Linked DNA regions of Mus musculus: all the other regions are linked to region 1. Evidence: chromatin loops called from intact Hi-C (ENCODE). Cell type or tissue: gastrocnemius. All regions are shown on one strand. Region 1 holds the start of Rrbp1 (ribosome binding protein 1). Region 2 holds the start of Pet117 (PET117 homolog). Region 3 has its middle 32 kb from the start of Gm46768.

Region 1 (8,000 bases):
CCTTAGATAGCTGAACTGATGGGATTTGCAAGGAGAGAGCAATGAGTACAGATAAACTAGGGCCCACAGCCTGAAAGATGCTTCCACGTTACAAGAAAGGGACACTGAAGCCTGAGGAGGAAAGGTCCTACTCCTTGTTCCTAGGATCCGAACCCCAACCCAGGGCTGCTCCTTACTACAGCTCCACAGATCGTCAGGACTACCAGGCACACAACATACACCAGGGTAGAGCTGTTGCTGCTGAAGGACCACAGACTTACAAACACAACGAAGAAATCAGACCAAATCCTCGCTATTCTTGTAAAAGCCTTAAAAACCTAAATTTTAATGAAAAAAAATCCTCCATTTTTGAAAGGTTGGTTTTCTTAGTTATACGGGTTTGGAGTCTATACATAAACTAACATAGGCCTTATCTGCTCAAAGCCTGTCTAAGCTTAGGGTACAGAATTAAAGGTGTGGGTTCAAGAAGGTCATTTAGTTCAACTTATGCCTGTTACCACTGTAAAGAGCTACAGACTTCCAGCACAGTCTCAGCGGGCCTTCTCTCTGACCAGCAAGACATTAACTAGTCGCCCATGGAGGTTTCCTTTAACCCTGGGCTTTCTGTCACTCTACTGAGCACTGACATATGATTACAACAAAGATTTCAAAAACCCTTCCCAAGTTCCAGTGAGCTTTCAAAGCTGTATGGAGTATAACAAAATCTACAAGCGGCCACTGTCAGGAAATACACTGCAACAGACAGAGAGGAAAACTCCACTACACTGGGCTGTGAAAGTGCTGGGGACCAGACATGTATTCCAGCCTTGCCTAAATAACCTCGAGACATATAATTTATATAGCATCCTTTATAAAGCTGCTGTTCCTTTCAAAGAGGAGAGAGACGTGCACTACCAACACTTAAAGGAAAAACAAAGCGAGTGACTTTAAGCTTGGGTGTGTGCTTGCCTGTTTCAGGAGATCATTCAGAATCTATCGGCCTGCGAAAACAATCTCCCAGGAAGTCCCGAGTTAATATTCCGTAATGCTAAGCAGCCTCCATCGCCGAGGCTTTCTCACTTAGAATTAAATATTTACTTTCCTCACAAGCTGCATACTTTCCATCTAATGCCTACTCATTTTTTCTGTGTTTGGTACATCAGCCATCTTCATGCTGTTAGTTTTAGGTAAAGATACCTGTCCTGCCCTACCCCCTGTATGAGGGCCTGCACATATTTAAGTGCATCATGTACGTATCTAGAGATCAGAAGCAGAAGTCAGGTACACTGGAGCTGGAGACACAAGCAGCTATGATCCACCATGTAGGTGCTAGGAACCCAATCCCAGTCCTCGGCAGGAAGAACAAATGCTCTTAACTGCTGAGCCAACTCTCCAGCCCTCAAGACTAACGTCTTCTATAAGTGACAAGTTACTGGGCTAAGTGCTTAAACTAAACTTTTAAAATGGACATTTCACCTAGTTCAACGTTATAATGTTTTCATGTCATCAGGAGGAACAGGGACTTGAACCTTTGGAGCTCAGGAGCCACCCCAGCCTGGTGCTGCCTGGTCAAGCTTGCCAAGATGATGCAAATGAGCTAACTCTGCATCCAACTACTCAGCATTTGTAACTTGGCTAAGAAACAGAATGGTCAACTGTTATTGCACTTTAGTTTACATAGCCGTATGTGGCTACAGCTGTACACAGTATGGATGATGCTACTGTGGACAACTTCACACACAAATTCAGGCACCACCAATTTATTTGTATATATGGAGTTTGAAAGCCCAGAACAAAGACTTTTCAGAAAGGAATAAAATGCCAAGTACCTTCTTCCTGCACTGCCAGATTGTTACTGACTCTACACCTTGCCACTAAAACTCATTTTGATCTTCTAGTTCTGTGTCCTCCCTTGGGTAATTATTGTCCCAGCAGGATAGGCTTATGTGGCCCCACGGCCTGTTCAGAAAGCTGTACAGATGTCACCTAGCAGTTGGCAACAGGAACAGATTCCCAAACTTTCTTATCTGCTGGGCTTCCAGGTTCTCACGTACTGAATGGGTGCCATCCACACCTACCCTAAATATATGGGTGTAAAATATATGCTGTCTAAAATCCCAGCAGTGTAGTATCTGATTCTAAATTGCAAGTCTTTTAAACTTAAGTTGGGTTCAGAGTCTCTTATACCATGAGATGGTGGTCTCTCTAATCTGTGCGAACCATGGAAACCTGGGACTTCAAACTCCTAGGAGCCCCAACCTTGGCTTCCTCTGGGAGCCAGACAGTCCATGTTTAGACTGCTCATTGGAGAACTCAGGGGCCTTCCCCATTGTAGGCTTGCAATTTATACAGGGATAACAAAATGGGTGTTCTCCTTCTAGAAGCAAGATTTGAACAAGGAAAATCATAAGGACTGTGGTTCTACCCCTTTGTCATAAGTCTATTAGTTATAGCTTCTGGGGATAAAAGAACGAGTAAGAATCTGGGCTCCTATGCTTTTAAAAGGTATCCCTGCTACACAATAATCCAATATTCCAATTAAATCATTTGCATGCAACCGTTTAAACTGAGTTTGGTGCTATATAATTATTGTAGCATGTAGAGTTAAGGCTCATTTCAGCAAAGAGCATAATTGCTCGAATGTGACTCGATTCAGGATTTATTTAAAACTCCCCATCAAGCCGGGTGTTTAGGTGTACACCTGTAATCCTAGTACTTGGGAGGTAGAGGCAAGAGAGCCAGGCGTTCAAGGTCAGCCTAGACGACCCAATGGCAGGCAGGACAACCTAAGACTCTGTCCTAAAACACTGCAGAAAGAAAGGAAAAAAGGAGGGCAGGATGGGAGGAGGGGAAAGAGAGAGAATGAAGAAAATGTTTCCCATCAACATAAAATATCCATACATTATAATACCGCTCTAACTACTTAGAACAGGTAAACAGAGCTCAAGTCCTAAATATGGAAGCGGAAAGTTCTGTTGTAGCTTATGCCACAGCTTCACACAAACCTCCAGCTCTCCTCTTCTGGCCCTCAGCCCCCAAGCGTGGGATTCTGTAGGCCTCAACTAGTCCAGAAGCCAGACAATCCAGGCTTGCCCCAGCATCTGTGCTGACCTCTTAGTAGCTCTTCTCCTGTACTAAACAGAAGGGAAGTGGCATCTCCAGGCCCTCAGAACAGGAAGCTGCTTCTAAAGAGAAACAAGTTGGCAGACCATAGTGGGCTGACCTTACAAAGTTCATTAACACATTTCTATGACAACCCCCAGCAAATCCCAGAAATTTCTCTAGGTTTAGGAAGTTAAGATAAACAATAACAGAAAAAAAAAATGTAAGGAAGTGGTGTGGATGGTGAGAGAATACTTAAGTGAAGGGCTGTGTCCAATGTGCAATTCTTCAGCCTACAATGTGAGTCTTTACACAAAATTCAACCCAGGACCCCAACCCCCACCATTAGGCTTTAAGCAAATGAACTGCTAGCTTAGCAAACAGAGATGTGGGAGGCTCTAGGGATCCATCCAAGTTTCATTTCCTTGGTGTTTCCCAGTCCTGACCTCTGACCTGAGGACTGATTGCCAAATTGCCCTCGGTTTTGCACAAGATCTCACACTTCCTGCTCAGTTCCCCTGACCTCAGTGGTGAGTGGGTGGTACTATCTTCAGGCAAGAGATAAAGAAACCCCAGGTTCAGAGGTTAGGAGACATGACCCTCCGGTGTTCATGGGGCTGGAATCCAGGTGTGCGACTTCTGCAGTGGTTGGCAGTGCAAGCCAGGCTCCACCTTGTTCCCTTGTCTCTCACGTCCCTAAACACACATCCCACAAGAACAGTCAATACCAGTTGGCTACTCCCTACACGTGCTGGGTCTCCACTGCTGTCTCTCAGATGGGGAAATGGGAAACCTCTGAGAGAAAGCATTTGGTTAGCAACTGTCGACGAAGCGTGACACCTACGGGAAAGAGTCTCTGAAGCATCCTGCACAGCCTGCAGTAAGCCCGGGTCAACCGGCCTCCCTTCCCCGGGCACTGCCGGGGAGCCTGGCGGGCCGGGACAGACGGCGGGCCCAGTGCCAGGGCGCTTGGCCCGCCGGGCCGGAGGTGCCGACTTCCGCCCAGGCCTAGCACCACGGGTCCACTAATCATGGGCGCGGGAAAGAGACGCCAGGCAGGACCCCGGGTGGCCCCAACCCTGGCCAGGTCCCGCACCCTCGTGCCGGTTCCGCGAGGACCCGCCGTGAAACGGTGCTGCGGCCCTGCCGCCAGGGGGAGCAGGGAGCCTCATCCCGTACTCCGGGAAGTTGCTACGGCCAGTCCCGGACGGCACCCGCGGCGAGCCCTGTGGCCCCCGCCCGCCCCGTCGGGGCTGCCGACGTGTCCTGTGGCCACAGCCCGCAGCCCGGGGCTCTGGGCCCCCGCGTCGCCAATCCAGTCTCAGCCCTCGTCCCAGGCCGGCCCACCGCCTTCCGCCCCCCCAACCCCCTCCGGCCCGGACTCCGGCCCGGCAACGTCATCCGGTGGCTTCCCGAAACTTAACCCCTTCCTCCGCCAGCTGTGCGCCGCCCCGCCCCGCCGCCAACTTTCTTAGCCCAACTTCGGAGCGCGCGGGCCGGCCCGACGGCCCGGCCGAGAGGGAGGGGTCGCCACGTCGTGCCGCGGGGCCGCCGCAGCTCCTGGCCTGCCGGCCGGGGGAATCCACCCCGAGGGGCGCGCTCGGCCGACGCCCCTGCACGGGCTCGGCCTGGCACACGCAGCTCCGTCCCACTCGAGGGGCCGCGGCTACCGCCAGGGCGGGCGTGCGGGCCGGCGCCGCCGGGGGAGGGGCCGCCGAGGAGACGTGTCACTCGCGGCGCGACCGGCCCGGCGCCCCGACGGCCCAGCCCGCGCGCCTCCACCGCCGCCGCCGCTGCAGGGCCCGGCCAAGTTTCTTACCTGCAGCGGGAGACGCGAGAGGGAGAGCGAGAGGGCAAGAGCAGCCGCCGCCGCCGCCGCGGAACCGCAAGAGGGGAGCCGGCCGAGCCTCCACCGAGAAGCCGCCCCTGAGCAGCTGCACACACTGCGACCCTGGCGCCGTCCGCCCCGTCCGCCGTCCGCTCCGGCCGCTCGCTGGCTGCGTGCGCGTGTGTGGAGTCGTGGCACTTTCTGCCTCGGAGCTGGCGAACGGCCCCCTCCGCCGGGATCGCCGCCTCCTGCCTTCCCCACCCGGACCAGCCATTCATCGAGCTGCCTCTTCCTATTGGTTCACTAGCCGCCACTCTGCCGGCCTCTGACCAATCAGACCGCGGACGGCCGCGCCGCGGTGGCGACCATTGGCCAAAAAGGAGGGTCTACGTCTCAGCCAATGAGAGAGAGGAGGAGCTGCGGGGAGCCGCGGGGGGCGGGGCCGAAGAGGGGCGGAGCCGCGCAGCGCAACTCTCAGCTCTGCGCGGGGGCGGGTCTCTAACTCCCCGCCCACCTAGGGAGGTCCTCTGCCGGTCCCGCCCACTCCAGGCCTCCGCTCTCCACGCCACCGCTTATTCGGATTTGGCTCCGCCTAGGCCGATAGACTGCGGTTCGAATCCCCTTGGCCGCAGGCTGCTCTTTTCCTCCACACTGCCGGGCTGAGGTGGCCGTGAATGTTACCCTCAGGAGGACTGCACAAACCGTGAACAACTGGGAAAATGCCTTATTTAAACCCAAATAACGTCACACAAAGCACCAGCCTCTGGGTCTAAAGAAGAGTTCTGCAAGGGTCAGAGCAGGGAGGATGGGGCCTTATCTATCCGTAAAGGCACTGCATTCTGCATTCCATATTTTACTGAATAAGTGGGAGAATTGAGGTGGAAGACCTGGAAAGAACAAAAGAAATAGAGGTGGAAATTTTGATAAGAAAAGCCACTCCCTAAACAGAATAATATACTGTCCTTGTACAAATCACACAGCAGAGTTACATCCATCCTGTGACACTTGATTTCAGATGTTGGGACCATGAGGTTTTGGCCCAAGAAAATATGATAGCAACCCAGGAAATTGATCTAGTGATACTCCAAATATTAGCCAGCTACCCCTTTATAAAAACAAAAAAACAACAACCAACACCTACTTAGAAGAGGGGTGCATATGCCACCATGCACCAACTCTCTGCTTGATTCTCTCCTTCCATGGCTGTTTCTAGGGATCAAAACTCAGTCAGATTGCATAGAAAGTACTTAAAAGTAGTTTCCCTGTGCCATCTCATCAACACAAAAGCCTCTCTTCAAAACCAAGTTCAATTGAAATAACTTAACTTTAAGTGCTTTTCTTTTCTTTTTTTTTTTTTTTTTTTTTGAGTCAAGGTCTCACTATGTGGCTGTCCCACAACTTGCTTTGTATAACAGGCTGGCCTAGAACTCAAAGTCACAGAGTTCCTCCTGCCTCTGTTTTCTGAGTACTGGCATTAAAGGCATGAAACACCATGCCAGCTTAAGTTTAGGTTATAACCATTTTAACTGCAGCTCTTAAAATTATTCCTTTGAGCCTGAGGCAAGATCAGCCTCTTTGAAATGAAGTTTGGTCTCTCTCCTCTGTCCCCCACCCCCCTTTCGAGTCCACACAGAATTTGATATCAGGCATATCTCTCTCTCTATTGCTCGAGCAGGGTCTGTCTATGATCCTGGAGCCCACTCCTTTAACTCAGCTGCCTGACCAGTGAGTGACGGTCTCCATCTTCACAGTGCTGGATTGTAGGTGGCACCTGGAGTGTTCACATTCATGTTGGGATTTGAACTCAGGGCCTTCATAGCAGGTACTTTACCCACTGAGCCACCTCCCCAGCCTCTAAGATTTAGTGTTCTAAAAGGCCAAAGGACTACACCTGCCCCAGCCTCTGTGGCTGCAGAGTTCCTGCCTCAGTTCCTCTGTGAGCACCCCTTTGGCCATTGCTACTTGACAGCTGTTGGTCTATAGTAAAACTGCAAGGAGAGAATACAGAGGGGTTAGGCTGAAACTAAACTATTTATTTCTGGTTTGAATCTCAGTGTCTTAGGGAATTAATGATTAATCAGCAGGAATCACTATAGATCACCTTTCCACACTCAGTCATTTTCCAGAGCTGAGATTCACTTGAAATAAAATTAAGGATCCCAGCTTCTGGTCAGCAGTTGCTAGCAGCCAGTCTGGCTGGATCATGGTGGGGCATTTACCTCCCTGGGCATAAATGGACTGTAAGACAGTTACTCTCTCTTGTGGGGATAAGTAAGAACATTTATTCATCCATTCAGTCGTGTTTGTTAGTGTCCAGGGAAGACTGCAGGCTGAGCATGCAGCCTAAAGTGATACCCAAATCCACCAAGGGCCCAAAGACTTCTCTGTGGCAGGGTTGTTCTTCATCTTGGTTCACTATTTGTCTTTAATTTTTCCCAGAAGCCGATCCTGGCAGGAGGAATTGGTTCAGATGCGGTAGTCCTTCACTCTCTGACAGAGATTAGTTCCAGGACCATCTATAGCAGGTTGCGGTGTCTGGGGATGGGCAAGTCTCATATAAAATGATTTGCATAGAGCCTCTGCACTTCCTCCCATATGCTTCAAATCCTCTCTAGATGATATACACTGCCTTTAATGCAATGTGATGCTATATAAATAGTTGTGACACTGTATTGTTTAGAGAACCATGACAGGGGAGAAAGCCCTGCACATGCCCAATACAGAGACAAGTGTCTTCCAAGTAGTTTTGAACCTCTGTTGGTTAAATCTGTGGCTGTAGAACTGTGGGTTAAAGGGCTGACTGCAGTTCATTGGGGGGGGGGGAGATGATCTGGGAAACGTTGATGGAGAACTGGGACGGGAAGAACCAACAGAGAGAGCATGGTATCAAGCAAGCAGCCACTGTGGGGTGGGAACAGCCAGGGCCTGTGTCACTGGGGGGTGCAGCAAAACCCTATAGAATACACCCCAGAGATTCTCCTCAACAGGGATGAAGATGTTGGTTACTCATTACCCATTCTTTGTACTTGTTGGCTAAAAGGCTCTTCAGCAGGGGGAGAGTCTAACTCACCTCCATCAGTAGAGAAAGAAA
Region 2 (8,000 bases), 360 kb after region 1:
TCTACTCTGATCCCCAAGGCCTTCTTTTCTGAGATCATCTTCTGGTTGCATTCTATCAGCCGGTGCAGCTCACTCTCCCAGGAGGCCTTCTCTTCCTCCCAGGAGGCCTTCTCTTCCTCCTAGGAGGCCTTCTCTTCCTCCCTGGAGGCCTTCTCTTTCTCCCTGGAGGCCTTCTCTTTCTCCCAGGAGGCCTTCTCTTCCTCCCAGGAGGCCTTCTCTTCCTCCCAGGAGGCCTTCTCTTCCTCCCAGGAGGCCTTCTCTTCCTCCCAGGAGGCCTTCTCTTCCTCCCAGGAGGCCTTCTCTTCCTCCCAGGAGGCCTTCTCTTCCTCCCAGGAGGCCTTCTCTTCCTCCCAGGAGGCCTTCTCTTCCTCCAAGGAGGTCTTCTCTTCCTCCCAGGAGGCCTTCTCTTCCTCCCAAGAGGCCTTCTCTTCCTCCCAGGAGGCCTTCTCTTCCACTTCCTGTTCTAAGGTCTTATTGACCCTCTGTGTTGCTTCCAGTGCCACCTGCTTCCTCTGTAGCTGCTCATGGAGGTCAGTGTACTTGTCTTTCAGCTCCTGGTTTTCTTGGTAAAGCTCCTCACTGAGCAGTTCCATCTCTTCTACCTTTTCCATATTGATAACAACAATTATGTCCTCGTCAGGGTCTGGACAGAACTGGAAAGGGACACTTGTTCCCCGGACCAAACCATCTTCATCCACATAGCAGAACTGGTAGCACTCCACATCCTTGGGAAGGTAATAAGCTTTGAATTGGATTTCCTGCTGTGTGGCTGAATCCTTGTTTTGGTCTTTTGGCAAGGGAGCCCACATGAAGGTATAATACTCCTGAGTGGTCTTCCACCCTACTTTAAAGATGCCGATCCAGTCCTTGGGTCGAGGGATGAACTTTTCAGTGAGGGTATATCTCACGTGATATCTCCTTTAGGAACATAGAACTTCTCCACATTGTTAAACAGGACCTGAGAGAAGTTGCCATGTTCCAGCAAGGTAGGTATGGGGCACTGGTCCATGGTGGAGTTCGGGCACAGCAGCCAGCAGCAGCAAAACAGCAGCAGGGCATGCAAAGGCGGATGGGCAAGTTTAAGGACTGAAGAGAGGCTGTCTCTTCTTATCCTTAAACTGTATCAATACTTAAAATGTGTGAGTCCTGTCACTCTGAAGTGGAGCGCCCCGATGATGTTTGGGGTACTCTCTCCTCCTTCTTTCCGGTTGGCCACAGTTGGTAAAAAGGACTCTCACTGTTGCCTATTGCTGCTTCTCCTTTGAGCGATGTGGTCCTTGGGATGAGCCTAAGGGAACCCACCAGAGATGATCACTCAGACAGTTTATAGGCAAATCAAAGTCTTTATTCCAGCCAGCTGGACCTGTTCTTGGTATTAGGGTAAGGGTTTTAAAGACAAAGACCATACATCTTGATACCTCACTTGGCAGCTGCAAGTCTGAGGTTTGCACAAGCAGGCAGTTTAACAGAAGCTAAGATAAGTTAGGTAGGGCATATGGACCTTGGGATGGTGTACTGGCTAGTTTTGTGTGTCAACTTGACACAAACTGGAGTTGTCACAGAAAAAGGAGCCTCCCTTGAGGAAATGCCTTCATGAGATCCAGCTCTAAGGCATTTTCTCAATTAGTGATCAAGCCGGGTAGGGCCTATTGTGGGTGGTGCCATCCTTGGGCTGGTAGTCCTGGGTTCTATAAGAAAGCAAAGCGAGCAAGCCAGGGGAAGCAAGCCAATAAGTAACATCCCTCCATGGTCTCTGCATCAGCTCCTGCTTCCTGACCTGCTTGAGTTCCAAGTCCTTGACTTCCTTTGGTGATGAACAGCAATGTGGAAGTATAAGCTAAATAAATCCTTTTCTTCCCAACTTGCTTCTTAGTCATGATGTTTGTGCAGGAATAGAAACCCTGACTAAGACAGATGGGTATAGAATGGAGTTGGGTAATTTTCCACAGGATTCTTCATCAAGCAGATCAAATCCTAGTTAAACCAAAGTGGCCTCAGCAAGAGTACAAGATGGAGGAGCCTCTTCTTGTCCTGTCACAAGCCTTCCTAGCACTTCAGGTGTAACTTAAATGTAAGAGTTAACTGAACATGGTAAATAATATGTGGTCATCAGTGATGCTTTCTCTGAAAGACCTTGGCATAAAAGAGGGAAAAATAAGACTTACTTAGTAGACGTTTCCAATTGCCCAGTAAACTATTTTCTTTAATTACAGTGCCCACTCCTAAAAATACACCCAAACTAGATGTTCTAGCAACTATTTTAAAGTAAATAAATAAGTTGCTTTTCAGGATCTGATGGCACACAGTCATTCAGCTACTAAGGTAAGTAATAATAATTATAAAAAACATCTTGCTTTGGTTTGTAATCATTGGCCTACACTTTAGACACAACACTTACAGCTGCCTCCTCCTCCTCCTCCTCTTGAGACATTGTTTCTGTGTGTAGTCCTGGCCATCCTGGAACTAGCTCTGTAGACGAGGCTGGCCTCGAACTCAGAGTTCTGCCTACCTCTGCTTCCCCAGGGCTGGGATTAAAGGTGTATACCACAACTGCCTAGCATAAGAGATTTTTAAAAACAAAATACATTTAAAGAAGACAAATTGGAAAATTAATCACAATAGAATGCATGGTCATTTATACTTCTGGTGTCATTCCAAGGCCATTCATAGCTGTTACACTCGCTGATTTACTGGATGAAAAGTCTGGGGTTATCATAAATAAAAAGTATTGTGGCATGATTTTTCCTTAGGGAAATATGCAAAAATAACTTGAATCTCTTCTCATTCTAAAAGTCACTGGTCCCAAACTCTATTTTCACATTCAAAGATATAACCTGGGCTGGTGAGATGGTTCAACAGGTAAGAGCACTGACTGCTCTTCCAAAGGTCCTATGTTCAAATCCCAGAAACCACATGGTGGCTCACAACCACACGAAATGAGATCTGATATCCTTTTCTGGTGTGTATAATAATAAATAAATCTTTGTGCTGGCGCAAGCAGAGGTCCTAAATTCAATTTCCAACAACCACATGAAGGTTCACAACCATCTGTACAGCTACAGTGTATTCATATACATAAAATAAATCTTTAAAAATAAATAAACCTAGATTCTTTAAAAAATAAATTAAAGTCGGGCGTGGTGTCGCATGCCTTTAATCCCAGCACTCAGGAGGCAGAGGCAGGCGGATTTCTGAGTTTGAGGCCAGCCTGGTCTACAAAGTGAGTTCCAGGACAGTCAGGGCTACACAGAGAAGCCCTGTCAAAACAAACAAACAAAGAAACAAACAAAAAACACCAAAAAAATTAATTAAAAAAAAAAAACCAAAGATATAACCAATGCAGTATGCTAACTGTTCATAATAGTATTTTCTTCATGCCGTTTGGGTTCACTTAACAGAGAACGAAAGAGCAAAGCATACTGAGACGAAGTGAATGTTGGGGAAACACTGGGAATACCTAATCAAGGCCTGAATGAGCCTTATCATTGTTGTCTATCGGTTTTCAGCAGCAGCTTTGAATGTGTACTTTCCTGGGTAAGAGTGATTTACTGATATGCCATTCTTCATTGGCATCACAAATACTTAAAAGTTCTGGGAAGCCAAGTCTCTTTTTTAATTTAAGGGGTAAGTGCAAATGACACCATCCTTAGCCTCTTGTGAACTACTCTGACACAAGGATCTTACAAGCATTCCTGAAAGGCTCCAAGGGCATCAACGACATTTTTTTTTTCTTTTGGTTTTTTGAGACAGGGTTTCTCTGTATAGCCCTGGTTGTCCTGGAACTCACTTTGTAGACCAGGCAGGACTCGAACTCAGAAATCCGCCTGCCTCTGCCTCGGGAGTGGTGGGATTAAAGGCGTGAGCCACCACGCCGGGCAACGCCATTTCTTAAGATTACAGGAGCTAAACATGTCCGGATCCTTGCCTGACCCAGTGCATTTCCCAACAGAAGTTTAGTAGGCAACAAGGTGTAGCCGAGGCTGAGGCAGGATTGCGAGTTTGAAGCTAGTTTGAGCTGCACAGCAATACCTTGTCAAAAAACCAACCACCCAGCTTTTAGACTCTAAGAAAATTTAGGGTCTGATCAGTCGCCCCATAGCGACCAGATGTCCTCCGTACATACTCCACTGGCACTCCCAACCCCACCCTCGCGACTCCAAAGCAGCCCAGCACTGCGACTTCCTGGTGAAGGCGGTCCCCAAATAGGAAAGCCAGGGCCCCAGGCAGCCACTCCCAAGAAGCAGCGAAGCGGGCCAGGGGTTACGCTCGGCGCTCGATTGCTAGAGCCTGGCGACGATAGCACTTGCAACGGCTCTGCGCTCGAGAGGTCGAGCCTGGCCCGTTGCGGCTGCGGCGGCGGCGGCGGCTGTGGCGGCGGCGGGGGCGGGCGCGGGAGCGAGTCCGCGGCCGGGAGCGGGAATGTCGAGGAGTTCGAAGGCAGTGCTGGGCCTCTCGGTGCTGCTGACGGCGGCCACGGTGGCCGGCGTGCATCTGAAGCAGCGGCAGGACCGGCAGGTCGGTGTCACGTGACCGCGTCTTCCGGGGCGCCGAGCCCGCAGCTGTCCCTGCGCGCGTGGCGGGCCGGGCGGGCTGCAAGGGCGCGTTCAGGACGCCGACTTCTCTCCCCCAGCCACGAGGCGGGAGACTGGGGCGGAAGCCTCGGGGCAGGGGTGTAGTCCAGAGTTAGAGAGTTGCTAGGGTGAGCTCGAGGCCCTGGGGGCAGCACAGCCCACAAAGCCTTACCCAGGAATTGTTAAATCCGGAGATAAAGCAGCTCACACCCAGCACACCCCCCAGTGCCTTTGGCTAAAGAAACTTGAGATTTTTGCAACTTGCATTAACAAAACATTTTGCTACTGGACTTAGGTTCTGGAAAGGATAAAAGGTAGCGAGCGCCCTTCACGTTTTCTTTTAATGGCTTTCTTTCGGAGAATAACTGGCTTATTAATCAGCGACTAACCGACTCTTCCTCATTCCAGTTTGCAACGCTGGCTAGTGCGCTGAGCACACTGAGAACACATAGTTAATTATAACCTCTCGAGATTGTTCTTTTTATAATGGTGCCACACTGTGCTGGCCAGTACTTGGTATTTGCCCTTTCAAGCAATACCTTTACAGTTATTTGGTTTGAATCGGATTTGCCATGGGCAGAAGTTACTGAAAGCCTCAAGAGTCACCAGACCATCGACCTTTGTATTCACAAACTAGGAATTGCAATGAAACTAGGCTTGCAAATTCAGAACCATTTTGAGGAGCAGGGTCGATGTGCAGTGATGGAGAAGCACACAAGGAATTAAAGATTTGGGATTAAAATATGGTTCCCCAGGGATATCTTCTGGAGTAGAAGCAAGAAACTTCCTTCTTGGGAGGAAAAGGAAAAGATGGTGGTTCTAATTAAACTTGGAAGACAGGGTGTCTGTGTCCTCCTGATGTGTTTTGGAGACAGCGTTTGCTATCAGTTTTGTTTCAAACTCTGTTCCCCTGAGAAGTTTTTACAGTATGAGCAGACCAATTAAATCAGATCTCTGGAGCATGGAGACTCAGCTGTGTTCCAAAAGGCACGCCAAAGGCTTTAATGAAACGGTTGAGAATCACAGTTAGAGAATGGAAGTGTGCAAAGATCTAGTTATTTCTTGGAAGTTAGTGACCAAGACATACTGACCAAAATAAGCTGTCCAGTAGCTATTCATTAGCGACTTACTGTAACATCGAGGAAGGTAGATGTCTTGAAAACTTCAAGGTGGCAGTAAAGGAAATAATGGCTTGTTTTCTGTCTACCCACACCAGACACAGTGTTTTTCACTTTACAGACATTGTCTTTAACTCTCAAAGGAACTTAGTAGACATCAATTACAGATGGTTCCTAACTTAAAGATGGTTAACTTGGTTTTATGTATGTGTTTGGGTGTTTTTTTTTTAAAGATTTATTTATTTATTATATGTAAGTACACTGTAGCTGTCTTCAGACACTCCAGAAGAGGGTGTCAGATCTTGTTACAGATGGTTGTGAGCCACCATGTGGTTGCTGGGATTTGAACTCAGGACCTTCGGAAGAGCAGTTAGTGCTTTTAACCACTGAGCCATCTCTCCAGCCCCGGTTAACTTGGTTTTTAGGAAAGCAGTATCGTTTGTATTTAGTGAAACTTTCTTTGAATATTGAATTTTGGTATTTTCCCAGGCTCAGGATCAATGGTAGGATTCTTTCAAAATGCCAGGCAGCAAAACAAACCTCAGACCCCAGGGAGCCCCGGAATGCTGATGTTCAGTGGTATCATGTCAGAACACCTTTATTATTTTCAGTTTATCATGAGGTTTTCCAGGTATGGTCCTATGGTAAGTTGAGGAGTGTTAATGATTCTACAGGAATCAAGGCTCCAGATGCTAGAGTTAGGTTAGTAAAGAGCTGTGTTAGTTAGGGTTTCCTATTGCTATGACAAAGCACCATGACTAAATGCACCTTGGGGTGGAAAGGGGTCAACTTCCAGCTCCATATCACAGTTCATCAATGAAAGCAATTGAGGTGATAATCTGGAAGTAGGAACTGAAGCAGAGGCTGTGAAAGAGCTGCTCACTGGCGGCTTATGTTAAGACAAAGTCTTTCTGTGTTGTCTTGGCTGGCTCAGAGCTCAGAGAGATCTGCCTGCTACTACCTCCTAAATTCTAGAACTAATGTACCACCATGCTGGACCTGAGCCCTCACTCTTACATTTCCCAACTCCACTGGTGTAGCAAATGTAGCTGTAGGCCTGGGAGAGGCTCAGTAAGAACTAGGTGAGTATTTATTTATTTATCTATTTATTTATTTATTTTGAGTAGACTTTATTGTAAAAACACAAACCCCTTGCAAATAAATAAAAACATCACACATCAAAATTAATGAGACTCAAAGTCTGTACAACTCAGTGAACTGCACAGTAAACGTTCACATGTGCTTTATTTATTTTTATTGTTTTATATTTAAGAGGGTTTGCATGCATGTGCGAGCACTCATGCATATCTGGTGCCTGTGGAGGTTAGACAAGGTCATCACATCCCTTTGGTCCAGAGTTACAGCCACTTGTGAGCCTCTGTGGAAACTGAAGTTATGTCATGCAAGAATGAGCACTTCTCTCCTGAGCCCTACCTCCAGCCCTTCTGTATGGTTAGGAGAGGTAGGTGTTCATTCAGAACGGAAGCTCTGGAGCTCCACTTTCAGTACTGAATTCGCTTTTATACACTTACCCACCACCAACCCCAAAAAACCCATGACAGATTTAGACCCAGAAAAACAATCAGCTTATATTCCCTTTCATAGTTTGTATCCATTCTCGTCCAGTCCTTCCTCATCTCCTTATATATAGCTTTTCTTGTTCTCTTTTCTTCATGATATGCTGTACCCACATGCACCTTCATTTCTGTATTTACAAATAACATTGCTTAGATTCTGCATATGAGAGAGAACTGCAGTTTCTTTCTGAGAGTGTGTGACCTTGTTCAATATTATATATTCTAATTCTATTCATTTTTCTACAGATTTTTAAACTTTATTTTTCTTTAAAGCTGCATGGTAATCTATCGTGTGTGTGTGTGTGTGTTTGTGTGTGTGTGTATACACACACTAAATTTTCATTATCCATTCATCTGTTGGTGGCCAATTAGGTTGATTCAGGTTCTTTGTTAGGCCAGCCTTTAAAAATAGAGATAGGTGGGAAGCAGAGATAGATCTCTGTGAGTTTGAGGCCAGCCTGGTCTATATCATGAGAGCTAGGACAGTCAGTATTACATAGAAAGATGCTGTCTCCAAAAAAGAAAGAAAAAAGGATATAGAAACTGGAGAGATGGCACTAGTTGCTCCTGCAGAGGAACTGGGGTCTATTCCCAGCACCCATGTGGTGAGTCACAGCTCTCTGTAACTCCAGTTCCAAGGTATGGGTCACCCTCTTCTGGTTTCTACAAACACTGTACCTGCATAACTTGTCAACAGAATACCCACACACATAAAATAGAATTTAAAGAATAAA
Region 3 (8,000 bases), 440 kb after region 1:
TCAGCAGCCTAAGTGACAGCCCAGCCCAATTGTATTGGCATCCGAAGTAGAGGCAGTCTGAGGGATGGAGTCCTTAGCCTGTGAAGTTGACACTGTCTGCTGGTAGACAGTGTCAGAGTTGGGGGAATGAATGACTAGCTAGAGGCTATAGGAGAACTGCTTGTGTAGGGGCCCACCCCCACCCCTCTGAAGTACTGGGTTGGATGATGTACAAACAAACACTGGGTTTCCCTGTATCCTTATAAGACATCTCTGTTTGTTCTTTTTACCTTTCTCTCCATTTCATCACCAGTAAAATGCAGACTACAAGCTTACCTGTCTGGGTCTTGAGATTTAAGAAGACAGTGCCTGGTACATGGGAGGTAATTAACTAGGGGTCTTTACTGAGGTGAGTTCGAGATTAATGTCTTGTAATTCTATTGCAGACATATCGTATGGTGCAACTGATTCACGATGCTTGCTGAAGCACATGTACCCATGACACAACTGGCCGAGGTTCAATATTCTCTTAGCAGCGCAGGGTTCCTGTAAAGCCAGGCCATGTATTAAGATGTGTGACTGCCATCTGGGGGTGGGGGTGGGGGATTCTTCACAGACTATTGATGAAGTTAAAGCCTCCTAGGGTGGAAATTGACAATAATGTGGTTTCCTTGGTTCGGATTCACTTTCTTTATGTTCTAATCTCAAGACACTGGAAATATGCATAACCTAGACTATAGAGTGCTCGATAGGATCATGAGGGAGCCTCTGCAGGTGGAGATATGATTGCATTCAGGACTGCTCTTAGTGAAGCGGAGGCTGAGCAGTTGATCACAGCCCTGGGTTCTATTTCTCTACCCCTCCAAAAAAAAAAGTTGCCCTCTTTGGGCCTTTCCGGACCTCTGGAAGAGCGTCAGGATGTTAGAGTAGATGTAAGGAGAAGGCATTGCACTGTTTTTACCCTGGAGTCACCACCAATGTACGTCTCTATAGAGATATACACTGCGATTTCCTTTAGGAAGCTCCCATTCTTACTTTATTCTTGTTTGTTTGTTTGTTTGTTTGTTTGTTGTTTCTCTGTGTAGCTCTGACTGTCCTAGAACTAGCTCTGTAGACCAGGCTGGCCTCGAACTCACAGCCACCCTTCTGCTTCTGCATCCCGAGTGCTGAGATTAAAGGCAGACACCACTACTGAACGTCCAAGCTCCCCATTCTCAAGGACTTGCGACATAAAGACAAAGCACCACAGCAGATCTTGTTAAACCCAGCGGGTCTTGGCTGCTGTCATCATTACAGCTCTCTAACATCTTCTTCCTGGGAACTGAGCCTATTGGCAGCTGTAGCTTTGAGGGATTAATCTGTGTGAGTACCTGAATAACTTACGAAGCACACAGTGTGGACCCGCTCTTTGAACCATCACTGTGAAAGAAGAGGCAAACCAGAAGAATCTGGTGTTTGTTTGTTTTGAATCTGTTAACCCTTGAAATTTTGTGATTAGGCTAGAGGAATTAACTGTATACACCTTGCTTTTGTTTGGCTACAGCCAGGCCCAGCTTGAGTCTCTTTTTGTGATGTTCATACTAGCATTACTAGAAATTGAACTCTGTACACCAACTTAATATTGAAGATATTTTAAAAAAAATTATTATCTTTATTTCATGTTTGTTTCATGATGTGCATTCAGGTGTTTTGCCTGAATTTATCTGTATGAAGGTGTAGGATCCCCTGGAACTAGAGTTACAGACAGTTGTAAACTGCCATGTGGTTGCTGGGAATTGAACACAGGACCTCTGGAAGAGCAGCCAGCACTCTTAAACGCTGAGCCATTTCTCCAGCCCAATATCAAAGATCTTTATGTACTTCCTCTATTGCCTTGTGGTTATGTCCTTTGCCAGACAGCACCCCCACCTCCACCAGCCATATGATTTTGGTATCTTGGGTACAAGGGCAAGGTCCAAGCTGGTCAGGATACAAAAAGCATCAACAGATGGCTGCTAGCTGTCAACATTGGAATATATTTTCAAATTAGTAAGCCCGTAATCCTTGCTGATGGAAGGTGTTGGCAGGAGGATTCAGTTCAAGCAAGATTCTACATAATAAGGTTGAGGCCAGACTAGGCTTCATCAGACCCTAATAATTAGGGCTGGAAAGATAGCTCAATTAGTAAAGGGTTTGATGTGCAAACCCAAGAACCAGAGTTCAGATCCTCAGAACCCAAGTAAAAAGGGGGCGTAGTGGCACACTCGTATAATTCCAGACTTGTTGAGCTCCATCTTCAAGGAGCGATCTGATCCCAGGATGCTCAGTGCTTAAAAGTACTTGTTGCTCTTGCAGAAGACCTGGGTCGGTTCCCAGTAACCACATAGTGGTTTATCACCATCGGTAAATCTTTTTAAAGTAGTGGTTGAGTTCAAAGCCAGCCAGAGCTATGTAGTGGACATTGTCTCAAAAATCAAAAGCAAAAATGGGAGGGGAATTGAGGAAGACATCTGACATTAACCTTCCTACCTCATATGTGTGAATACATACACATAAGTACACTATACACACATATATCATTTTTAACAACAACAACAACAACAACATATAAATTAGGTCATTTGTTCTAGGAAAGCCAAAGGAAGAGAGCCTGGTGGGAGGGCCTCAGAGCATTGGTCGTGGGCTGCAGAGATGATACAACAGTTAAGAGATTTTGAAGACCTGGGTTTGGAGAGGGAGGGAATCGGGTGAATCAGAGACATACTGAAGCATGGAGAGGATCGGGCCAGGAGATAGCTATGGCATTATCTTGTGCGGGTGAGGAGACCTTGTTTGATTCTGTGTCTTATTTACTGATGAATCTTTAGTGTCTAATATAGTGGGGGAGGGGGCATAGAGAAGGTGATCAGTAAATGTTTTGACTGGATAAGCAAAAAAGAGAAAAAAAAAAACCTTCAGTCGTTTTTTTTTTTTTTTTTTGTAAAAAAATACAATTGAGAAGAAATTTGAATAAAACCAGAAAGTGAGACAATTAAAGATTGTATCAATCCCTGACAAGCCGTGACTAATATTTATTGAGTAAATACCATGCTTTCAGATAGTTAAGACACACAGCCTCATAAAATCCTCACGTGACATATGGAACCTCACCTAAGTTAAGAATGCCTCTCAATATGCCAGCATTCACCCTGGGACAGCCCAGTATTACGACAAATACCTTAGCTACTGCTATTGGCATGATCACCCTATCACTTCAGTCCTGTGTCTGATAAATAGGGACAAACTTTCTGTCCCTTTCTCATCCTTCTTCTAACAGTGATGTGCATACACATGGAATTCAACCCATGGCCGTTTCGTCAATGACCTCTCTCTGCCAGTGGAATAATCCCTGCACAGATAAAGGCGAGGTCTGTATTCCAGCAGCTTGTCTGATACTATGAAGTGTCTGGACAGTCCATGTTCTGGGTCACTGCAATATGGTGACACGCATGTGTACCTAAGGCTATTTCACCGTAACAATGTTCATACGACCCCAGTTTTACAGCTTCATTTGTTAATACTATAAACAAATAGTAGTTGGCACAAAGTACCCACTCACAGGTGCTGAGTCACTGATTGAGTTTATTCTCTGAGAACCCCAGGACAGCATGCTCTTCCACTCCCCTAAATGAGTGGTTGTAGTAACCTACCTGTAGTTCACTTTAGTGTAGAAAATTACTGTGGGATTAAAGCTGTGGTTGCCCCATTGTTCTTCAGTAATATTTTTAATTATATAAATAATACAATTAAAAGTTTCCAGCAGGACATGGTGGCACACGCCTTTAATCCCAGCATTTGGGCAGAGGCAGGTGGATCTCTGAGTTTGAGGCCAGCCTGGTCCACAGAGTGAGTTTCAGAACATCCTGGGCTACATAGAGAAACCCTGTATCAAAAAAACAAAAACAAAACAAAAGTTTCTATTCACAGATATTTGAAAAATTGAAACGTCACCAGATTCCTCAGAGTCCTTGGCTACCCACAGCACCAGGGAAACGTTGGACAATTGAATCCTAATGGTTGAAGAATCAGCTTGCAGGAGAAAAAGCACTAAGCAAAGAAGTAATCACTGTGTGTAGGGCGACCCCTGCTGTTCAAAGTTCAGAAGCACGTAAGAGAACCACGTCAGGGACTATGTGGACTAGAGGTTCCCAACCTTCTTAATGCTGCGACCCTTTAATGCAGTTCCTTGTATTGTGGTGACCCCCAACCACGACTCTTTTCATTGCTGCTTCATAGTTGTAATTTTTCTATGGTTATGAATCATAATGTAAATATCTGTGTCTTCCAATGGTCTCAGGTGACCCCTGTGAAAGATCCTTTGACTCGATCAAAGGATCACCAAGGGAGAAACCTTGAATGGACGCTCTCAACTCAAAGCACAAAGAATCATGGTTCAGGGCCGAGAGATGGCTCAGTGGGTAAAGGCGCTTGCTGCCAAGTCTGATGACCTGATCTCAGTCCAAATGGTGGGAGGAGAGAACTTAACTCTTGCTAGTTGTCCTCCGACCCCCACACAACATAAACAAACAAATGTGTGAGTGTGAGGCAGGAGGGGAGAAAGAGAGGCTCTACTAGCTCAAAGTTACAGGTTATAGATGCAGAAACTGAGGCTCACAGGTGAACCCCAAGAGGTCAAATGCCCTGTCTGCGCTCACCCCGAAAGTTCAGCCTTGAAGAAGGAGGCGCTAGATTCTCTGATGTGGACTTTCCACTGAGGGAGATGGAACTCCTAATTCTAATCTCTTTTGCCTTTATAAAAATTAGCAAACATTTGTCATAACTTCACTATCTTTAAATCAGTGTCTTCAAAAAAATTTAAAGGTACATTTATTTATTTGTGTGTTTGGGAGTGGCTTACGAGGTTCAGAGGACAATTTTTGGGAGTCAGGTCTCTTTTACCATGCTGTCCAGTGAGTCAACTCAAGACATCAAGCTTGGCAGCAAGTGCCACTATGCAATGAGCCGTCCTGTCCCAATGTTCCTTTTTTGGCCCGAGTGCATGCGTGCGTGCGTGTGTGCGTGCGTGCGTGCGTGTGTGTGTGTGTGCCTGAGTGCATGTGAATGCTAAAGCTGGAGGTTGACACTGGGCATCTTCCTTCATCATTTCCACCCTGTGTACTGAGGCAAGGTCTCCCAGTCCTTGGGGCTGGCTGATCCAGCCAGTTCACTCTGCCAGTTCCATAGATCGCCTCTGTCTCTGTCTCCTGAGTGCTGGGATTACAGGTGGCCACCATGTCTTCGTGACTTTTATGTGGCTGCTCAGGATCTGAACTCAGATCTTTGTGTTTATGCAAGCACGTTTTCCAAGGAGCCATCTCCCTAGTCCTGAAAACACTTATTATTACAGAAAAATCATTATCAAAGATAACACCTCTCCTATTTAACTATATTCATCTCCTCTTGCCCCTGGCTATAATTTTGAAATGTGTGCTTAAGATAAAATGTGAGTTTAAATACGGGAAGAAAAATACTAAACTACCAAAAAGAATCCTGCTCTTTAAAATGCCATCAGAAAAGAAAAGAAAAAAAAAAAAACCAGAAATGTTTCATACAGGAGGCTAGGAGTGTGACAACTTCCCCCTAACTCCAGGCGGGAATGTACTAGAAAGTTGAAGATGTTGCAAAACACACCAGCAGGTCACTTGGGAAAGCAGAATTTGAGGTAGGCTGATAAAAAGCATCGTCAGCATTCTGGTTTCTGTTGTTGGTTGCTGTGCCCATGGAATAAGTTTTCATTTTTAGGAAGTCCTTGCTTGGTTCCTTTAGACACCTGTGGTACACACAACTTAGCCCTAAACACTTCAGAGAAAAGTATGGATGCATGTGTGCGGAGAGAAAGCAGGAGAAGCCTAGAAAGGGCTTGTCTACCCGTGTACATTGACAGGCTCCAGGGTAGACACTGGACAGTCCTTCGTCCCACTTTGCGGCTTACTTTGTTAAGCTTGAAATTACTTCCAAATAAATACTCTAAAGTAGATGGATGTAGCAGCCCTGAGTAGTCCCAGGTCTCAGAAAGCCGAGGCAAGAAGATCTCATATATAGTATGGGTCTGGGCTACATATTGACGTCCTATTTCAAAAGTGCAAATCCTATATTTTAAGGAATTGAAGGTTAAAAAAATTTTTTTAAAAAAAAATCACTCTCTCTTATTTTATGTGCATTGGTGTTCTACCTGCTTGTGTGTGTGAGGGTGTCAAATGCCCTGGAACTGGAGCTACAGACAGTTGTGAGCTCCCATGTGGGTACTGGGAATTGAATCTGGATCCTTTGGAAGAGCATCCAGTGCTCTTAACTACTAAGCCATCTCTCCAGCCCCCATTTTCTTCAAAGGGTTTCTCTATGTATCCCTGGCTGTCCTGGAACTTGCTCTGTAGACTAGGCTGGCCTTGAACTCAGAGAGATCTGTCTGCCTCTGTCTCCTGAATGCCAGGACTAAAGATGTATGCCACACTGCCTGGCTAAGGAACTAAAGTTTATTAAAAAATATTTTTCCAATTAAAAATAACCATTTTACAGTATAAAAATTGTCTCCGTGTTTGTGAATATGCATGTGTGTGCTGTGTGTGTGTGCCTGTGTGTGTACACGCATGTTTGTAGAGGCCAAAGGTATCTCACATTCCGGTGGAACTGCAAATGGTGGTGATCTGTCGGCTTTTGCTGCTGGTGATCAAATGTCAGTCCTCTGTAAGAACAGTGCTCACTTTTAACTGCTGAGGCATCTATCGAACCCTATATATTATTGTAAAAATTAACCAACCTCGTGACATACTTTTGAAGCAAACCATGCACTAGCAAAAAGAGCTCGTGAGACCACTTGGGAAAGGTGAGGCTGGAAGGTGAGCTCGGGGCTTAGGTAAAGTTTCTGTAAGTCCTACCTAACCTATTTATGCCTGTGTATTTATTTCTGTTATTTTCCCCCCAACTTGGGTTAAGGACTTTCATAAAAATTGTTTCCCATTAATAGAACCATTTAATGCAGTGAATTTGATATCAGAATTATGGCCTTTGTGAAAAGTATTCTTATGCTCTTATTATAAAGCAAAAGCTACTAGGACTTAAGAAAGGGTTGTGTTCACCTCACACAGAGCTGAAAAGGATTTCTGGAATGTTCGTGTTGTTCTATAAACCAGGAGACTGTTTTCATTAAGAATTGAAACCTGGCACTCTGGATCCATAGAATGGCTATGAGATTAGTTACAGAGGACTCTGTTTGGAGGTGAGAAAAAAATTTACTGAATTAGATCCCGCAAAACTCTGGCTTCCAGGGACTGTTCAGAGTTCCTGACTCTTAACAGATATAGCAGAAGGGGACACATTTGCTTAATTATTTGACAAGCAAGGACTGCTGTGACTGAAATAAGGGCCACTTGCTGTCCTTTCTTTGGGTTTTTCCTGAACAACAGTTTGAGCACGTACCAGCCAGCCAGCCTTCATTTCATGCTCCCTGTGGGTTCATTGTGCTTCTCACAGGAATTCTACACTTCTGTTGCTCATTCCAATCTTCTTTTGATGAAGAATCATTTGGGGTTTCAACTAATGAGTTGTTGCTGTTGTCGTGTGTGTTGTTAACAGCAGCAATTGGGAACAACGAGGAAAATAACAAAATGTATGTAGAGAATTCTGCAACTTCCTAGTCAACCAAACCAAGTCATGTAAAAGAAAATCCAACAGTTGAGTTTATGCTTCTGTGAGAACCTAATGGCTTGCTCTTGAACTAACTATTCAGAGGCAGTTATCCAAGTACAACAGGAAGTAACGACCTACATACACAGCCACTGCTCAGCCTATAAATGTCTTAATAGAATCCCTTTGTCCAGCAACTTGGCAGCCTGGGTCTCAAGAGCTTTTCTGTTCCAATTGCATGTGCCATGATTGCCACGTTTAGAGACATTGTTTCAAATGTATCCTGTGGAGATTCAGGGTACAGCTAATTGGCTAAGCATGGACATTTGTGGAAGGAATCTCTGTGTTCAGTCTATCACAAACAAAGCAAAACCTGTATC

The links. Peaks named below come from ENCODE experiments on the same cell type or tissue, not always from the same donor. Only the 100,000 strongest peaks of a DNase experiment are listed, where the experiment ranks them.
Region 2: a loop joins it to region 1, with 5 times the contacts of the local background. A loop is called at or near these places in 3 of 42 quality-filtered maps.
Region 3: a loop joins it to region 1, with 2.3 times the contacts of the local background. A loop is called at or near these places in 3 of 42 quality-filtered maps.

Annotation. Positions count from the first base shown.
Region 1 is chr2:144,006,099-144,014,098 of GRCm38, forward strand. It overlaps Rrbp1 (ribosome binding protein 1), which reads right to left and starts at 5,165. Exons shown (of 24, transcript NM_024281.2): 1 at 4,901-5,165. In gastrocnemius, a CTCF peak has its summit at 4,221 (motif pointing right); DNase peaks (open chromatin) are centred at 3,611, 4,236 and 5,300; H3K4me3 peaks cover 2,884 bases; H3K27ac peaks cover 2,695 bases.
Region 2 is chr2:144,364,643-144,372,642 of GRCm38, forward strand. Pet117 (PET117 homolog) reads left to right here and starts at 4,341. Exons shown (of 2, transcript NM_001164813.1): 1 at 4,341-4,515. The coding sequence starts at 4,420. It overlaps Kat14 (lysine acetyltransferase 14), which reads left to right and starts at 4,393. Exons shown (of 11, transcript NM_181417.3): 1 at 4,393-4,515. It also overlaps the pseudogene Gm11701. In gastrocnemius, no CTCF peak of the experiment used is centred here; DNase peaks (open chromatin) are centred at 3,903, 4,285 and 4,537; H3K4me3 peaks cover 2,423 bases; H3K27ac peaks cover 2,242 bases.
Region 3 is chr2:144,448,734-144,456,733 of GRCm38, forward strand. No RefSeq gene overlaps it. Among named protein-coding and RNA genes, the nearest start is that of Gm46768, 32 kb to the left of the region's middle. In gastrocnemius, a CTCF peak has its summit at 4,086 (motif pointing left); a DNase peak (open chromatin) is centred at 4,077.